3 separate regions of the Homo sapiens genome follow, and regions 2 and 3 are each linked to region 1. The links are chromatin contacts, found by Hi-C or POLR2A ChIA-PET in ENCODE. All regions are on one chromosome and are shown on one strand. The core of a region is the stretch at or near the end of the contact, and the rest is flanking DNA. Distances in the headings are between cores, read along the strand shown.

What was found. Hi-C counts contacts between places; a loop is a spot of excess contacts on that map. ChIA-PET counts read pairs that join two places held with the same protein, here RNA polymerase II (POLR2A). Pooled maps may share reads with other maps.
Region 2: a map of CD8-positive, alpha-beta T cell shows a loop between it and region 1 (2.5-fold over the local background). The contact joins the promoter of NTMT1 here to the promoter of LINC00963 in region 1. A Hi-C loop is called at or near these places in 21 of 168 maps with a recorded cell type or tissue (B cell, CD4-positive, alpha-beta memory T cell, CD8-positive, alpha-beta T cell and 18 more), 11 of 37 single-sample maps with no recorded cell type and 28 of 50 pooled maps. POLR2A ChIA-PET finds 5 or more read pairs at or near these places in 19 of 52 experiments (A549, AG04449, BJ and 12 more).
Region 3: a pooled map shows a loop between it and region 1 (1.8-fold over the local background). The contact joins the promoter of PRRX2-AS1 here to the promoter of LINC00963 in region 1. A Hi-C loop is called at or near these places in 1 of 168 maps with a recorded cell type or tissue (ascending aorta) and 2 of 50 pooled maps. POLR2A ChIA-PET finds 5 or more read pairs at or near these places in 1 of 52 experiments (OCI-LY7).

Annotation. Positions count from the first base shown.
Region 1 is chr9:129,486,941-129,490,422 of GRCh38, forward strand. It overlaps LINC00963 (long intergenic non-protein coding RNA 963), which reads left to right and starts at 1,720. Exons shown (of 5, transcript NR_038955.1): 1 at 1,720-2,359. LOC124900275 (extensin-like) reads left to right here and starts at 3,009. Exons shown (of 4, transcript XM_047424330.1): 1 at 3,009-3,482. RefSeq lists enhancers at 1-237, 898-1,557, 2,878-3,482 and silencers at 1,566-1,925, 2,930-3,224.
Region 2 is chr9:129,624,912-129,628,565 of GRCh38, forward strand. NTMT1 (N-terminal Xaa-Pro-Lys N-methyltransferase 1) reads left to right here and starts at 1,252. Exons shown (of 4, transcript NM_014064.4): 1 at 1,252-1,384. RefSeq lists an enhancer at 1,225-1,763 and a silencer at 1,377-1,616.
Region 3 is chr9:129,717,332-129,720,613 of GRCh38, forward strand. It overlaps PRRX2-AS1 (PRRX2 antisense RNA 1), which reads right to left and starts at 1,375. Exons shown (of 2, transcript NR_132102.1): 1 at 1,242-1,375. It overlaps PRRX2 (paired related homeobox 2), which reads left to right. Exons shown (of 4, transcript NM_016307.4): 2 at 1,900-2,087; 3 at 3,265-3,282.

The DNA.
Region 1 (3,482 bases), core at 470-2,969:
TTCTAGGCTGGACGTGAGAGGGAGGACGGCCTTGGCTCAACCCGGGGTAAGGCAGGCTGACCAGCCCCTGGGGTTATTTGGCTTGGCAGTCAGAGGAGGACAAGTTGCAGGAGAGAGAATCAAAGATTCAGGCTGCCTAGTGTGGCCACCGCCCCATCAGCCCTAAGATGATCGCAGCCCCTTTCTGGCCACTGAATATGTGGGCACCCCAGACCTCTGTGGCAAGGCTGGGTGAGAGCTGTCTTTTGTGCACAGGTGCCCCTAGTCCCCCACCACTAGTGAGCATTCACACACAGAGGTGAACAGCCCCCTTGTGGGCCTGGAGGCTCCTAGGCCAGGTAGAGATGACCAGAGTAGGGAGCAGAGAATCCCCAGTGCCTAGCACAGTGACTGGCACTGAAGCATTTGTTGGATGAATGAATGAGTGATTGCCTGACCTCAGGCCCAGGGAGGAAGGCCTGGTGTGCAGGGCAGCTCCTGGGAGGCTTCAGGGATGGGGAGAGGACAGAGAGGGACTGGGAGAGCCACAGGAAGGCAGCCTCATCTGATGACTGACTTGGGAGGGAAACAGAATGTGGGCTGTGTTTCTGGGGAAACACCCCCCTGATGCCCGGGCACCCAGGAACTTCCAGGTACCCCCGGATCACCCCAGTGAGGACACTCCACAATTCCCCAGGAGGCATCACAGTGGGGCCGTTAAACCCAGGGACTTGGGATTCAGACACTTCTGGGCTCCAGTCCACCCCTCACTGGCTGGACCAGTTGCCTCAGTTTCCCTATGTGCACGGGGGACGGATAGGACCACGTGCTGCACAGGTTTGCTGGGAAGGCCATATGAGAGGTGCCGGCTCAGCACATCCTGTCTGCCATTGTTACAAACAACAGCACGGGAGAGTCGGGGAGCAGAGTCGGCCAAACGCAAGACCCTGGGCTCTGGCTTCCCTGTGCTACTGACCTATGGGGTGGCTTTGGACAAGGCCCAGCCTTTCTCCAGGCCTTAGTTTCCCCATTTGTACAGTCAGGCCCTGCTAACTTGGACAGACTTTGGCCCTTCTCCAAGCCCCACAGAGACATCAGAGACATGTGCACACACGGCCCTGGGATTGCCGACAGACACACAGGCACACATAGGCACGTACACACAGGCATACAGACACAGGCACAGACTCACACTCGGCCCCTCCCCACTCACACTCGCTCACACTCATGCTCACACTCACACCAACCCCCCTCCCCCAAATCTGCTGCGCACCAACGGTTGGTGCGAGCGGGGTTGAGAACGGGAGGAAAAAAGCCCACGACTCAGCCCGGGAAGAGGGGTGCGGTGGGGGAAGGGCGGGCGAGGGAAATGACAGCCCGCGGTCCCCCTCGAGTCCCGGCTCATGAATATTAATACGGCGGTAATTAAAATGCAGGGACGCAGCAGGATGGATGCGGCTGCCTCCGGAGCGCGGGGGAGCGCGGAGTCTTTGCAGGCGGGTGAAGCCCGCTCCTCGCCGGCGAAAAGCGGGGCCGGGCTCCGGGGCCTGGGTCCGGGGCGGGCGGGAGTGGGGACATTTTTCGTGGTCCCGAGCGTCCCGTCCCGGCGTCCCCGCCCCCGCCCCGCGGCCGCCTCTCCACGCCCTGCCCCGGGCCGCCCGCCAGGCCGCCGTTTCCCGGAGCCGGCCCCCTCCCGCCCTCGCGGCCGGCTGATGTCATCTGCACACAACTTTCCGCTTCCCGGCCCGTCTCGGGGCCCTGAGTCATCGCCGCCCCCGGCCCCGACGCTGGCCTGCGGCGTCTGTTTGTGCAGAGCGAGGCCCCGCCGGCCGGGCTTGACGTCAGGCTGGCAGGGCCTGGAACGGCCCCGCATCGCGGCCCCCTGGGGGCAGGACGACACCGCTGGGGGCCGAGGGCAGGGCACGCCTTCGGAATCCGGCTTCGAAGCCGGCCGCCTGACCTGGGGCAAGTGCTTTCAACTCTCTGAACTTCGGTTCCTCATCTGCCAGTTGGCAGACGCTCAGCAAATCTTCCTAGACTCACGGGGCGAATTGTACAGTTGGGTAAATCGAGGCCCAGAGATGGCAAAAGGACCGTCCAAGGTCGTACAGCCACCCGGAATTACAATTCTTTTCTGCCGGGTCACACGCTGTCATCCACGTGTTACCTAAGAGAGCTTTCCAGCCTGTGCTAAGAAAACTGCCCCACATCATCTGCAGTAGGACGGGGGAGTTGGAGCCCTGGTCAGGCCACTCTGCTACTGACCACAGTTTTCTCATCTCTAAAAAGGCGCAGTAACAATATAATTACCGTATGCAGTCCCCCAGGATACAGGGTCAAAGGAGAGCACAACCATCGCAGTTGGAAGCCCATGGGGCAGGTGAGTCACTGTTGTCACTACTGGGGTCAATTTTTTTTTTTTTCTTTTTGAGACGGAGTCTCGCTCTTTCCCCAGGCTGGAGTGCAGTGGCGCGATCTCGGCTCACTGCAAGCTCCGCCTACCGGGTTCACGCCATTCTCCTGCCTCAGCCTCCCGAGTAGCTGGGACTACAGGCACCCGCAGCCACACCCGGCTAATTATTTGTATTTTTAGTAGGGACGGGGTTTCACCGTGTTAGCCAGAATGGTCTCATCTCCTGACCTCATGATCCACCCGTCTCGGCCTCCCAAAGTGCTGGGATTACAGGCGTGAGCCACCGCGCCTGGGGTCACTATTGAAGTTGGCTAATGTCACTATTGAAGTCAAGTGAGAGAGAGGGCCCTCTTGGAGTCAGACCACCTAGGTTCAAATTCTGGATCCTGCTTCCGGCTCCTTTCCTCTGTCCCCCTTCTCCCCTCGGTGCCCTCCAACCAGTGGGCCTGGGAAAGCGTGTTCATGCTGGAAATGCCTGCCCAGCCCTTGCCCAGTCACACAGAGCAAGTGCCCCAGAAATGTCCTGAACCTCAGTTTACTGAGGGGAAACTAAGAACCTTCTGGCTACAGCTCTTGGGCTGAGCAGGGATTAGGCTCGGGTCTGCGATCCCAGGCCCTGCGGCCTCCCAGAGGCTTGGTTGAGAGCTCTGGCTCTCACTCCCCCACCTCCACCCAGCACCTGCCCCGGTCCAGGCTCACCCCCTACCCCTCCACCTGGTCAGTGGTGGCTCGGCCTCCTCTCAGCCCCTCCACCCCTCCTGGCTGTACACACCCTCAAGCTAACGGAATTCAAACTGGTGGAGGAAGGCCTGCCCTGTCCCTCCCAGCCCCTGCCTCTCCCTCCCTACTCCCAGCCTCACTGGACCACTTTCAAGTCCTCCAGTGCTCCAGGCTCCATCTTCATGCCTCCAGGCCTTTGCACGTGCTGGTCCCTCTCCCATTCTCCTGGTTAACTCCTCCACCTCCATCCGAGCTAGGATCTTCCCCTGGAGAGTGTCCCGGTTAGCACTACCCCACAACACACACACACACCGACATACACGCCCCACATCACAGGGACCACATCCCACACAGGCACAGACACACTGCA
Region 2 (3,654 bases), core at 2-2,501, 140 kb after region 1:
ACCACCGTGCCCTGCCAACACAAGGATATTATTAATAGTATAGGAAAAATGAACTTAAGATGGATATTGTCATTATAACAGCTTCCATTTCCTGAGAACCCACTGCAGGTGCTGAGCTGAAGGTCTGACGTGCAATGTCCCACAAGTTTAACCCTCTCAGAGCATCAGAAGTTGAGTAATTATTACGTTGCTCAACTTCCTCTTCTGACAGGAGACTGAAGCTCGGAAATGTTAACAGGCTCTACCCACCTGCAAGCTCCCGTTTCCATCACCGCTGCCTCGGAGATAGCTCCAGAATTTCTTTGCATGGGAGGAGCCTAGGGAAGGGCCACGCTTTTGGAATGGAAACGTCATGGGCTTGTTTTGCTCATTTCAGTGGGAATCCCATGGCACTGCCGAGAGTATTTCTTTTTATTTTATTTATTTTGGGGGGTCGGTATTATTTTAAGATGCTAATGGAGATGGGTGGATTTGAGGACCAATGGCTTTTTTTTCCCTTTTTACTCAAAGCCCGCACAACACACTCGTTTTTAGAAGTCCAGCCTGCAGCCTCCAAACGAACTGTTGTACGTGCTGGGGACGGGGAGAGGGCGACGCTGCGGCTCTTTTCCGTTCGGGAGGTCCTTCTAGATTCCCAAAAGTCAATTTAGTCAAGTTTTGAGCTGTAACCTGTGTTGGGCGCGGTGGCTCACGCATGTAATCCCAGCAGTCTGGAAGGCCGAGGTGGAAGCCTCGCTTGAGGCCAGGAGTTCAAGATCAGCCTGAGCAACAGGGTGAGACCCCGTCTCTAATTTTTTTTTTTTAAAGAAGTCAAATTAGGCCAGGTGCGGTGGCTCACGCCTATAATCCCAACACTTCGGAAGGCAGAGGCGGGCGGATCACTTGAAGTCAGGAGTTCGAGACCAGCCTGGCCAACATGGTGAAAACCCGTCTCTACTAAAAATACAAAAATTAGCTGGGTGTGGTAGCTCACGCCTGTAGTCCCAGGTACTCTGGAGGCTGACGCAGGAGAATCGCTGGAACCTGGGAGGCAGAGGTTGCGGTGAGCCGAGATCGCGCCACTGCACTCCAGCCTGCTTGACAGAGCAAGATTCTATCTCAAAAAAAAAAAAAAAAAAATTTAAATTATTTTTCAAAAGAAGTTAAGTTAAATCCGGAGCCCGCGCGGGGGAGGGGCGAGCTGAGCGAGGGGGTGGAGCCAGCCATGGGCCCGCCCCTAAACGCCCGGAAGTGACGTTGGCGGACAAAGGCAGCGCGCGCCGCGAGCTGTCGCGTCTGGTCGTGGTCTGGCGGAGCTGCGGTTGGCTTGTGGCGTCTCCGCCGCCGCCGCCCTCCCTTCCTCTTCCCCATCTTCTTCTCTCGGTCCCGGGAGCCCCCGCCCGGAGTGAGTAGCGCGAGGCGGTGCGAAGGGTAGGCAGCCGCTGGGAGAGGGGAGGCTGCGACCCCTAACTGTTTCGGCGCCCTGAGGTCCCGGGTCCCCGGCTCGTCACGTGACCCGGCGCGTGCGCGCGGGCCGGCACAGGCCTCACGTGCGCGTCCCCAAGAGGTCTACGGGCCGGACCTGGGCAGGGACTACGGAGCAGTCCATGGGTCGGGGTACAGGAGGAAAGTCAAGGCACTCAAAGCCCAGGCAGGGCACTCCCCCACCCCGGTCCCCAGACCGCAGCAAATCCCTTTCTCTGAGCCTGTTTCCCTTCCGAGAAACAGGGATATGGAGAGCGCCCACTTGGAGGATGGATGGGAGGAATCGGTAAAATCGGTAAAATGCCCAGTTCAGAGCCTGGCACAGTTAAGTGCCCGCTGCACAGAAGTTGCTGTCGTATTTAACCTTGGGTGCCACCCGAGCGCCAGCCCGACACAGGTGCAGCTCAAAAAAGACAGCCCGAGAGCCCTTGCGGCCAAGGTCAGCCTGTCTGCAGGGAGGCTGCCATATCGAAAAGCCCAGACTTTGCTGCGCACCAACTGTGTGATCTCTCCCTCTGGACTTTGGTTTCTCCTCTGTACTATAAGTGATTGCCACAACTGGTGTCAGAGGCCCTGACAGCGGGGAGGGACAGTGTAACCGGTGGTTGTGGTGTGTAGAATGATTGCCCAGTGAGATGGGATGAGCCTCTGGGAGGAACCAGGGCTGGTATAAGGAGCCTGGATTCCCTCCTTAATTCTGTTCTCGGCTTCCTGTTTGTATGTTTAAAGACACGTCACTTCCTTTAGTGTGCTGGTTTTTCTCTATGTAAACTGAGGACTGTGCGGGGGTTGGAAGGATGCATGGAGCGTTTTGGTGGAGGCCGGAAGCCCTAGGATCACAAGGATGGCATCTAAAAAATCTCGGTGGGGGTTCTGTGCTTATAGGCAGAGGAAGCTCACTCCCCACTCTGGCTGATTTGCAGAGCTGTTTGAGTCTGCTGGCTTGGCCGCCCAGCATACCAGTAACAGTCCCCTAGGTGTGTCCAATACAGCTTCTGTGGCATTCTAAGGCAGTTTTCCCATTTGATCCTCATAGTGGGCAGAGTTGACAAGAATCTCATTTGACAGAGATTTCTAAGCTCAAGAGAGAATATGTGCCCGGCACTGTGCAAAGCACTTTAAGCTTTTCATATGCACTTTTAATCACAGCCTTTCTGTAAAGTCGGTATTACTGTTCCATTTTATAGGTGAACTGAGGAATGGTGAGGTTTAATGTCTTGTCTGTGCTTACACAGCAGGTGTGCAGAGCCAAGATTCAGATCTGGTTCATCTGGCTCCATCAGAGCCTTTGTTAGTTTTTAAATGTATCCCCTGTTTTGTCTTCTTCCCTCCCTTTCTCACTTCCTTCTTTTTCTTAGAGCACTCTGCCGTTTGCATGTGGCCTGCTGCTGTCCACAAAGATCCAGGGAGGATGGACTCTGTCCACTAGGCTGCTAGAGGGTGGAGGTAACTTTTAGGCAGGCTTTTCCGTAGAGACTTACGTGAGGAGGATGAGATGACTGCAAAAGTCTGCCGGTGACAGTTTCAGCACTGTTTTCTTCCATGGGTCGTGGGAGAAGAGATGCAGTACCTTGGGTCTGAACACCTTGGCGGGGAGGAGGAGGCAGCAGCCAGGTGACTGTGAAGGATGTAGGATCACATTTACTGGCTGAGCAGCCATTTACCAGGCATGAGGGGTTTGTCTTCCTCTCTGAGCTAGCCTAGAGTGCACACAAAGCCCGTGTGCTCCTGGCCCCCTCCCAGGCCCTTCAGCCACATACGGCATCTGTGCTCTGGAGCAGAGTGTAGCAGGACCACCTGCTGTTGGCTGACTGACCTTGCTGTTCCCTCAGACTCTTAGGGACCTCCTCCTGCCCCACTCCAATCTGGACACCACGAGGCAAAATGTAGCCAGGACCCCAGGAATCCCGTTTATTAATGAATCAGCTGTTAGGGCAGATGTCAAAGTCAGGCTTGCTATTTCCCGGCCAGGATGTGCCTCCCCTGGCTTGTTCCCAGAATTTGCGTGTAAGTGGAATTCTTGTAAATTAGATTATTCAGGGGACCCTGACATTTAAAGGAATCATGTTACAAGGCTTTTGGTAAAGCACAGAATTATATTGTCGGTAGCAGCCTTCAGGCCTTCAGTATTTACCAGTTCTGAATGGTTGGACTTTTGTCTGTAGGATTTTCTTAGAGTGGAAAATGGCT
Region 3 (3,282 bases), core at 125-2,624, 230 kb after region 1:
AGTGATGGGATTACAGGTGTGAGCCACCGCGCCTGGCCATTTTTTAAACTTGTATTTGTAATCTTAGAAAATGTGGGCAGTGGGGCTGGGCATGGTGGCTCACACCTGTAATCCCAGCACTTTGGGAGGCGAGGCGGGCAGATTGCTCGAGGCCAAGAGTTCGAGACCAGCCTGGCCAACATGGTGAAACTCTGTTTCTACTAAAAATACAAAAATTAGCAAGGCATGTTGGTGGGCGCCTGTAATCCCAGCTACTCGAGAGGCTGAGGCATGAGAATCACTTGAACCCGGGAGGCAGAGGTTGCAGTGAGCCAAGATCATGCCACTGTACTCCAGCCTGGAGGACAGAACAAGACTCCGCCTCAAAAAAAAAAAAAAAAAAAGAAAAAGAAAAAAGAAAGAAAATGTGGGGAGTGGGATAGGGGAGGGGAGAGTATTTTGTTTTACTTTATACCCATCTGTGTTGTTTGAATCTGTTACTGTGACAAGCAGTGTGATTACTTGGTTATTAAAATACACATTTTTAATGAGAAAAAATCAGATACAAAAGAAGTGCTGAACCGGCAGCATTAGTTGATTCTAAGTGCTGGAGGGAAGGGGGTTTGGTTCCATGTGGACTCAGGTGATCAGGGAGGGCCCCCTGGAGGAGTGGACAATAGGCTGAGCCCTAGAGGATGAAGGGTCAGAGGTGCCCTTGGATAAGGTTTAAATGTGGAAATAGTAGCTGGACGCCCCCCCACCCCCTCCCCCAAGGTACAGGCTGGGCCCAGAGGTTGCCACTCCAGGACCTCCCCAGGGTTCTGCTGGGCCCTCCTTACCAGAGCTGCTAGTTCTGTACCACAGGCCAGCACCACCCTCGGTCAGGTCCCCTGCTGGGATCCTCCACCGCCCCTGCTGGGCCTTGGCTGGACACCCTCCCTCACTCTCTAACTGATTGGAGAACTCTTGGGGATCCTTCAAACCCTTTGCAAGCTCCACCTCTCCTGAGGGGCCTCCCCGGCCAGCTCCTCATCCCCACCAGAGCTGAGCATCCTCCCGTGCCCTGGCCCACACCTGCCCTGACCCACCCCACGGCCCCACCAAAGCTTATTCGGGGCCTGCCTCCCCTGCCGATGGATCCCTCTGGTTGGTCTCTCCCCGGCCCCCAGTACAGCCTCTGGCCTAGTAGGCCCTCTGGAAAGGAAGGCTGCTCTCAACAGCTGCCTGATTGGCTAAAAAGGAGAAGATGAGGACTCTCGTACCCGATTGGTGGGTTCAGATCCTTCCACCAACAATGACTCCACTGGGACCTTGAACTTGGGCCCGAGACCATAGCCTCTCTGACTCTTCCTCCTTAGGAATGATGAGGATCACGACATCTGTCTTTAGGGCTCCTGGGAGCTTCCTAGAATCTGTGGGTCCTGAGCCTTGACTCCCACTGCTCTTTATGACATATTAATTATTATTATTATTACATGTCAGCAACAGGTGTCCATGCAGAATGTGCCATGCCCCACAGCCTGGGCCGGGTGCTGGGGACACTCAGGTGTCTCCTGAGCCCTCCTTGAGCAGGTCACTTGTCCCTGGTGGAAGGGACACCTGTCCCCAGGGCTCTTGCCGTGGTCCCATCTCAGTTGGCTCAGACTGGGGTTTCCACAGGGCAGGGGTGTGGCTGCTTTTGTTCTCCGTTATCTCCCCGGAGTCTAGCACTGGGCCTGCCACACAGGTGCTCAGTAAATACGTGTTGAAGAGTGAATGGATGGGTGGATGCCAGAAGGAAGGAATGAGGGAGTGAATTAAAGGGACGCATTCCTGGCGGCGGCACTAAAGCACTCAGAGCAAACTGCAGAGTTGGGGGCTGAACTGTGACTGTAGCCACTGGCCGTCCTGCTGACCATCCCGCCCCCCCAACCTCCGCAGGTGAGTGTCCCAGCCCGGGGCGCGGTAGCGCCGCCAAGCGGAAGAAGAAGCAGCGGCGGAACCGCACCACGTTCAACAGCAGCCAACTGCAGGCGCTGGAGCGCGTGTTCGAGCGCACGCACTACCCCGACGCCTTTGTGCGCGAGGAGCTTGCCCGGCGCGTCAACCTCAGCGAGGCGCGCGTTCAGGTGAGCGCTCAGTCCCGGGCCTCCCGTGGGAGCGTGCGCGTGGGAGCGCACAGCCACTGTTCACCCGGGATTACACAGTTGCCCAGGAGGGGTGTTTGAGCAGGAGCATCTGAGGCCAGGAGGACGGGGGTTCAGATCCCAGCCCTGCCACTTACTGGCTGTGTGCCCTTGAGCAAGTGACTTAAGCTGTCTGTGCTGCAGGCACCTGCCTACCTGGAAAATGAGGATCACGTAGGTCTTTGCTATAGGGGTCCTTCGAGGATTAGAGTTAAAATTTTCATAAAGCGGCCAGGCACAGTGGCTTATGCCTATAATCCCAGCACTTTGAGAGGCCGAGGTGGGTGGATCACTTGAGGCTAGGAATTTGAGACCAGCCTGGCCAACATAATGAAACCCCATCTTTACTAAAAGTACAAAAATTATCCGGGCGTGCTGGCGCGCGCCTGTAATCCCAGCTGCTTGGGTGGCTGAGGCAGGAGAATCGCTTGAACTCGGGAGGTAGAGGTTGCAGTAAGCTGAGATTGCGCCACTGCACTCCAGCCTGGGTGACAGAGTGAGACCCTGTCTCAATAAATAAACAAACAAACAAACAAATAAAAATAAATTTTCGTAAAGCGCTTAGAACAATGCCTGGCACCAAGGGTTCTGATAAAGAAGTCCTTTTCCAGTTTCAAGTTCTTAACTCTGTGCCAGCACTGAGCCGAGTGCTCAGCAAGCGCCTCTCCCCGCGAGTCCTCAGCAAGCGCCTCTCCCCGCGAGTCCTCAGCAAGCGCCTCTCCCCGCGAGTGCTCAGCAAGCCCCTCTCCCCGCGAGTGCTCAGCAAGAGCCTCTCCCCCCGAGTGCTCAGCAAGCGCCTCTCCCCCCGAGTGCTCAGCAAGCGCCTTTCCCCGCGAGTGCTCAGCAAGCACCTCGCTCCCAGTGGCCGAGTGCCTCTCCATTCGTTCTCATTCTCCAACACATTCTCCATTCATTCTCCATTCATTGGTGTTCTCAATCTCCAACACATACCCAGCAGCAGGCGTCATTTGTCATCCCCATTCTACAGATGAAAAAACTGAGGGTCAGAGAGGTGACGCTGCCAGCCCTGGGCTGGTGACAGAGCAGGCACACACCCAGGTCCAGAAGGACTTGGGTCCCCCCTGCCCATGCTGCACCCTGCTCACCCTCCCACCCACAGGTCTGGTTTCAGAACCGC